Regions from separate parts of the Homo sapiens genome. Here all the other regions are linked to region 1. The links are chromatin loops, found by intact Hi-C in ENCODE. Cell type or tissue: CD4-positive, alpha-beta T cell. All regions are shown on one strand.

Region 1 (2,500 bases):
AGAAATGCATCATAACAAAGATAATCAGGGTGACTATTTTGAAATGCTCCCCATTTCTGTTTTTCTTTCTGTTTTCAAATATTCCCTCTCATCCACGCGGCATATTTTCATTACATTTGTTGTAAGAATGTACATTTAGATAATCTACTCACTATTCTTTTATGCATTCTTTTACTCCAGCCAAAAAGGGAAAAAGTCCCTATCCAAACAAAGCTAATGCATGTAAGCAAATTTGAAGGAAAAAAAGAATTTCATGAATGAGCGGGAGACAATTTTTTAATGGAATGTTTTAAAGGCTTGTGGTATAAACAGTAAACAAAATTGATTCACTAACATTAATACTGTTTGCCATGATGTGAGAGTTGGTCTTTTTTTTTAATGCCCCAGAAGCTAAAGGAAAATAAATACTGTGGTAGGGAAAAATAATACCTTACTTGGCATTTTGAAGTCATTGCTCAATCCTTCTTGAGCAAGAAAACCATAGTAATGACTTTGTTTTACCTACCGCAATTATGGTACACCTCGCAGCAATCCTTCACAATATTTTCCTCCCTCTGTTCAAGTCCTGCTAAATAATCTCTGGAAACCATTAACTAAGAGTACGGTTCCAATTTTCCTGTTCTCCCTCCTCTGCTGCCTCAGTGTCATGTTGGCGTCAGGACAAAGCAAACTTGTATGACATCACAGAGCAAACTCATTTTCTGTAAACCAGCCCCTTGGTAGTTTACCGCTACTGGAACCCAACGCTGTCAACAGTGTGGTCTTTGTTTGGTGGGTGTTGCTCTAAAAATTTTTTTAAAGTTTCCCAACACCTTCTTCTTTTAAACAGAGGCAAGCTGCTGGAGGCGCCGTCCTCGCCTGGCCCGCCCCACTCTGTAAACTAGACATTACCTTATACACAAATGACTCTAGGCATTCCTCAGTCTAGCTGCCTCACTGCAAAATTCCTATGCTCCTCAGCAGCAGGGCAGCGCACATTCCCCTGGCTTCCCCTCTTTCCTCTTCCCCCACCCTCCTCTTTTTCTTTTCTTTCTTTTTTTTTTTTTTAATTTCCACTGCCTCACTGTGTTTTTGTGTAAATGATCTCACATGACTCAACAAATCCATCTGCCTGAAGCAGGCCAAGTCTGGAGCCCTCCCAGGAGGGAGGAGAAGAATTGCTTTGTGGAAAGGACCTGGAGCTCTGCCCTTTCTCTGGCTCGAATTACCCGCCTGTCAGGCCTGACGGATTTGGCTAAAAATAAAAGGAAACGGGCCGTGAAAAGCAGATGAATGGGCTCAGCAGTTCCTTAGATAACACAGGCCTGCTGTTGCCCAAAGCTCCCCAAACAGAAACTTCAAATGCAGGGCCTCTGAGTCAGTGATGTGGCTTCCAGGTGAACGAGGCCTGTCAAATCCACTGGAGTTGGGGGACATGGCCTGGGCTGTGAATTTCGGTTTCCTTTCCGTGTGTGTGTGTGTGTGTGTGTGTGTGTGTGTGTGTGACACAGAGAGTGAGAGTGCACGCAAGAGAGATTGAGAGAGTGAGAGAACCAGTCTAGTATTAAAAGGTTCTCAGAAAACAGTAGACTTCAGTGGAGTGAAGGCTTGTAAAAAAAAGAAAAAAAATTGTTGTTTCCACTACAAAATTATCCTTCTCCCCACCTCCAACACCAGACATTTTCAGCCTCCCTATGATGTCACTTCTCTGTTTAGAGCCAGCAAAGAGCTAAAAGTCTTTCTTGTAAGTGTATGCCCAGCGCCTGCAGTGGGTATTAAGCACTTAGGTTGGCAATGTAATGACACACTGTAACAATCTGTAATATGAGGCAGTCAGCAAAGCCCTGGCTCTGAAAGCTATTTCTCCCGACCATTAACCATATGTTTGGCTCCTCAGATAGCCAAGCGGGTGTTCCAGCTTACCATCTGGTTTCTATCCACACAAGCAACTGCAAAGCACAGGCTATGTCCCTCTGGAGCTGTGTGTTTCTTTTTCTCTCTCTTTTCCGCTCTTCTCTTCCCCTTTCCTCCTCCCAGCTCCTTTGGTTCCTTCTGCTAAAGAATTCTCTGCCATTCATCACGTACAAAGAAAACTTTACCTGACATGGCAGCGGCAGAGCCATTAAGAATGCACAGCTGTATTGTAAACACGCCAGAGGGCCATTTACCATCCGCGGAATCTGTACAAGTCGGGCTCTACCCCTTCCTCATCTACTGAGTGCTGACACTTGATCCAGCATGTTAAAAACAGGTACATTCTTGAGAGATCCAGGGGTTGCTGTGGTGCCCTTCATACTCACTTCATATTCTGGGAGTGGGGCTTTAAAACACATACACACACACACACACACACACACACACACGCTCCCGAAGTTTGCCTCTGCATTCAATCTGCCTGACGTCAGTCTCACACAGGATGACATACCACCACTGCAAATAACCAACTTAACTACAGGTTTTGATTCTTTTTTCTGCACTAAGGGTTTGATCCCAAGTGTGTATTTTTCTGAGTTTTTTTTTT
Region 2 (2,500 bases), 270 kb before region 1:
CCGAATCCCTCAACTGAAGCAAGATAACCAGACAGTGCTAATGTCCCAGAATAAAGACTGCAAAGGGGCAGTTAATCTTGTAGTACTGGGTCAGCAATGATTCTGCTTCCAATAATTAGTGCCTGTCTCGTGCATGCCACTGTTGTACTCCATCACAGCACAGGCAGAATTGAAAATCACCAGGGTCAAGTGGCTAAACAAGATGACAACGGGTTCAGTGTTTACACTAATGAAATATCCTGGCAAAAATGCACGGTGACAATGGGGAGCCTATTAATTTCCCTCCCAATCAGTCCTGTTGAGAGCCATTCTACACGAGGGGGGAGTGTTGTGACACTTCTTGCAGCTTGCTGGAGCCCAAGAGAGCCTTAACGTTTTCTTGTCAACCACAAAAATGGCAATGTGACCCTGCAAAAAACTAACTCCAGGGAGTTGTAAAAATAGGTTTTCCTCACTTACAATGTTAAAAGAGACATTAAAACAACTCCTGTTTTGCTCATCCATCACAGTTTCTACTTGAGACTTTCGGTCATCATGTCTACCTGATCTTATGATGATGATGATCTCATTATCTCACCAGAGATGACAACAATCAAAAGTGGTGTGCTCAAGATGAAATCAACCCCTGGCCCATAATGAATGGGGGTTGCAGAGTTAAACAAACCGGCTCTCATTTAAATGGTTGAAGCTGCTGAGTGGCACAGGGTATGGGCTATTCCTTCCCTAATTATTAGCAGCAGCTTTGCCATGCAGCTGTCTTTTTTTCCTGGTAAATCTTCAGGGGCTAAGCCTACTGTCATTTGCTGCTTATCTGTTATATTTTACAAAGATTGAAAGTGTGCTATTTATGCACAGCTTGCATATGCACACAAACACGTGTGTGCCCACACGCATGCCTGCTCACACACAATGACTTAGACAATTAAGAATATGTTGCCTAAGGCCAATTGTTTTTTCAGATGGAAATGGATTAAACTTGCTGGTGTTCATCAGGGTAAGCTTCCTTACCCTGCACATAAAACCACACATCCTCTAGGTTCTTGCAAGCACTGCTGACCACACAGGAAGGTGACGCATGTCTACAAATCCTGTACAAATCAAATGAAAGCAGCAATCATGGGGTCCTTGCTAGAGGCTATGGTAGCAGTGATACAAAATTTTAGCGGGGGGAGTGAGTGCACAGCAAGGTGAACTGGTAAACTTTGTAGCTGACTTCTGTGTGTATTAAACTCACCGCAGCATACAGAGCCAAAATTCTTGCAAGGACCTGTAATTGATGTTCAAGATTCAACCTGGACATTCACTCCTTTGGGAGTGCTCTCCAGTCCTCTTAGAGAGAATGAATGACATTGTCCTCTCAGCTCTCATAGCCAGATGAGGAGACGTGCTGGATTCTCCAGGGCAGCACTGATTTCATATCATTGCATTCTTTCCAGTAACGGAAATTTCTTAGACATGTAACTGAACGGGATTTTAATTGTTAATCTTTTTAAAGTACTCAAGTAAGATTCCACATTAAATTTTTCTGTCAGATGATGAGTCCAGAGATATTTGGTTAAAAAAACAAAACAAAAAGCCATGACTGCTAGACCCACATTATAAATTCTATATGGGCAATCAGTGCCATCTCCCTTTTATTATACCTAATTGTGCCTGTTTCTACCATAAGACAGCAAGCTCCTTCAGATCAGGAATGGTTTTGTCTGTCTTTGTAACCTTGCATCTAATCTAACCTGGGGTCTCTCACATGGTAAATACTTGTTAAAAGCTTGTATGTTACCAAATATGTCATGAGTCAAACTGTGTCCTAACATACTACTACTGTGTATGCAAGGTGACAACACAGTATGTTTAGAGAGTGTTGTCTCAAGTTACTTTTGGAGCAAGGCATCATGTAAACCAACTAACTGAACCGATCAACTGATCAAAGGCAGGCAGGCAAGGGTCTTTGTTTGCCCCGTGTCACAGTACCAGTATTAAAAAGGAGGTCTGACCGACACTTTTGTATCCTGCTAAGCTGACATGGTAATAGGTTCAGCAAATGTAGTACTGACAATACATCTGTTTTATGTCCTTTTCTTCCAAGAATCTTTAAAAGAAAGTAAAAAAGCAAGGAAATGTGTATTTATAGGTAACTGAAGAAGATGACAAGAATGTCACATGACCTATTCCTTTACTGCCACATGGCTCCACCACAAAGAAAGAAATGGTGAAATCAATGCAGAGTTGACCCCTGCCCTCGTAATGATCCTATGCTCCTCTGTAATGTGCCAGTTGCCAAAAGGGTGGATAAGACACTTCTTGAGTTTTGGCAAAGGTGCTCACTATATGGGAAATGTAGGAAACTAATTTCAATGCTATTTATACTGTTCACACAGTTTTTCTTTTTTTTTTTATTATTATTATGCTTTAAGTTTTAGGGTACATGTGCATAATGTGCAGGTTACATATGTACACATGTGTCATGCTGGTGTGCTGCACCCATTAACTAGTCATTTAG
Region 3 (2,500 bases), 56 kb after region 1:
GTGTGAAGAACTTAGAAGAGTGCCTAGCACAGTAAGCACTCCATTAAGTGTTAAATGGTAATGGCTCCCAGCTGGACTGGCCCACACAGCATCTCCTAAACCTGTGTGCTCACCCTTCCTTTGTTATTACACCTTCCATCATTTGGCTTATACAGTGTGGAAACTCTTCTTCTCTTGGCTCCTCTATACAAATTCTGCCCACTGTCAAGGCTCGGGTCTGATTTCCCACTCAGCCAGTGGGAAATCTGAGTACTTCAGCTGCAAACTAGCTTTTCTGCCTCTGAACTTCTAGAATATTTACTAGATGTCCCTAAATCAAGTTGTTTTTTAAATTACTGAGTGTGGAGGGAAGCTCACAGGCTGGAAATTACTGGTGATGGAGCTGGAGGTCTTGCTCTTTCCTCTGGGTGCCCCTAAGTGGGTAATGTCTCAGAACCCCAGCTTCTTTCTCTGAAAAAGTTATTATCTTATTTATAAGGTTTCCTCAAAGACTGAATAAGAACATGTAAAGCTCCTATCATATAATCAGGCGTAAACATTAGTTCCCTTCCAGTGGGACTATAAACCTCCAAGGGTAGCTCACGTTTCTCCGTGCTCCAAGGACAGTAATATGCAGAGATTAAACAGACAGATAGGGGAATACAGACTGAATAAACGAAAACCTTTCCAAGTCTGATTTTATGACAATATTCTGAAAAGGGCTTTTCCATGCCTATTCTAAACAACTGACAGTGCTTCCATCATAAAATGCATTTTGACACACTTAATCTTCCAAGAACATACGTTGATTCTATGCCCTGATGAGAGAATATATTAGCTACTTAACCTTTATCTAACTCTTACATAATATTAAGATTTTTTTAAGATTCATTTTTACAAAACCCAGAAAGTCCACACACAACAAAAACAAAACAAAACAAAAAAAGGAACACAAAGTAATTGAAAAGACTTTTCATACCTAAAAAGGGAATTTTTAATCACAACCTTAGTCATAAACCTCAACAGGCAAGTCAGAAGCAGTGAAAGATAAAAGTGCCAACAAGAAAATCCGGTTGAAGTGCCACTCGGGTTCATGCAGTGGGTTACAGGGCGCACAAGACAAGCTGGCGGAAGTGGGTGCTGTACCTTTATCACAGCCGCCCCCACCTGACCACCTGTAGCAGCCTCAGAGGAAGCAGACAACCCCCACACACTTTCCAGCTGCATCTTTGCAGCCACAAAGTACGCACATACAATCAGCTAACGTATAAAAGTATATCAGAAGCATCAATGTGAAAAGGGAAAAAATCTTTAACTCGTGATGAGTAACCTGTGTTATTTAGATTCTGTCATTGAGACCTGATGCTAAGGGGAGACCCCTCTAAAGACACCCACACAACCCTGATAACTGGCAGCATAAGTGCATAATCTTTGCATCAAATACCTGGGGCACTGAAGAGGCTGAAGCAGCAAATCCTCTGGTAGAGGGTGAGGACCAAATGGGGGTACCTCAGAGGCTACAGTTCCTCCCCCTAGTGTTCAATGACAAATGGAAACATGTCACTGGGTCCAAACGCAGGGAGGACTAGTCTTTGCTTTGGCACCAGGCTAGACAAAGAAAAGACCCCTTGCCCCGTGACCCCACATTGTCCTACAAAGGAAAAGGCTGGATTTTGTTGATGAATGCAATTCACATGTTTGGAGCAGTGTCATTTGAAAGGACTGCTTCAGAAATTCATGCAAGTCACATAAGTGGAGAGAAAACAGGAAAAAATTAAGAATGGCTGTTTACAAGTCACTTCTAAAACTTTGCTTTGTTCTACTTGAACAATTTTTATCATCATTTAAAGCAGTTAAATTAAAATGCACCTGCACTGTAAATCGTGAGAGAACATACCTGCTCTTCAAATATGACTTGAAAATTATTTGGTTTCTCCCCTACCTCCCCCTACCTGGGATGCTCTCATTTTACATTTAATTTGGAAAATTAGAAGAAAAATGGAATAAGCTCAAATCCTAACCAAAATTTGTTTTTACTTTTAAAATACAACCATTTTAGAATTTTTAAATAAATGTAAAATATTTTATTATTTACTTAACTTTTACCTTCAGGGTTACATGTGCAGATTTGTGATATGGGTAACTTGCGTCATGGGGGTTTGTCGTACAGATTATTTTGTCATCCAGGTACTAAGCCTAGTACCTGATAGGTTTTTTTTTTTCTGCTCTTCCCCCTCCTCCCACTCTCCACTCTCCAGTAGGCCCCAGTGCCTGTTGTTCTGGATGGGCGTAGCGGCTCACGCCTGTAATCCCAGCACTTTGGGAGGCCAAGGCGGCCTGAACATCTGAGGTCAGAAGTTCGAGACCAGCCTGGCCAATATGGTGAAACCCAGTCTCTACAAAAAAATTAGCCAGGCATGGTGGTGTGCACCTTTAGTCCCAGCTACTTGGGAGGCTGAGGCAGGAGAACAGTTTGAACCCAGGAGGCAGAGGCTGCAGTGAGCCGAGATCACACCACTGC

Evidence for each region. Hi-C counts contacts between places; a loop is a spot of excess contacts. Peaks named below come from ENCODE experiments on the same cell type or tissue, not always from the same donor. Only the 100,000 strongest peaks of a DNase experiment are listed, where the experiment ranks them.
Region 2: it touches region 1 in a loop (5-fold over the local background); 7 of 110 quality-filtered maps call a loop at or near these places.
Region 3: a loop joins it to region 1, with 4 times the contacts of the local background. A loop is called at or near these places in 43 of 110 quality-filtered maps.

The regions. Positions count from the first base shown.
Region 1 is chr6:90,217,474-90,219,973 of GRCh38, forward strand. All of the region lies in intron 3 of BACH2 (BACH transcriptional regulator 2), which reads right to left. Among named protein-coding and RNA genes, the nearest start is that of BACH2, 78 kb to the right of the region's middle. RefSeq lists an enhancer at 236-894. In CD4-positive, alpha-beta T cell, no CTCF peak of the experiment used is centred here; DNase peaks (open chromatin) are centred at 818, 1,408 and 2,358; H3K4me3 peaks cover 1,209 bases; H3K27ac peaks cover 1,855 bases.
Region 2 is chr6:89,951,915-89,954,414 of GRCh38, forward strand. All of the region lies in intron 6 of BACH2 (BACH transcriptional regulator 2), which reads right to left. Among named protein-coding and RNA genes, the nearest start is that of GJA10, 59 kb to the left of the region's middle. In CD4-positive, alpha-beta T cell, no CTCF peak of the experiment used is centred here; a DNase peak (open chromatin) is centred at 1,067; H3K27ac peaks cover 1,229 bases.
Region 3 is chr6:90,273,434-90,275,933 of GRCh38, forward strand. The region is part of intron 1 of BACH2 (BACH transcriptional regulator 2); the gene reads right to left. Among named protein-coding and RNA genes, the nearest start is that of BACH2, 22 kb to the right of the region's middle. In CD4-positive, alpha-beta T cell, a CTCF peak has its summit at 1,439; a DNase peak (open chromatin) is centred at 1,138; H3K4me3 peaks cover 984 bases; H3K27ac peaks cover 1,972 bases.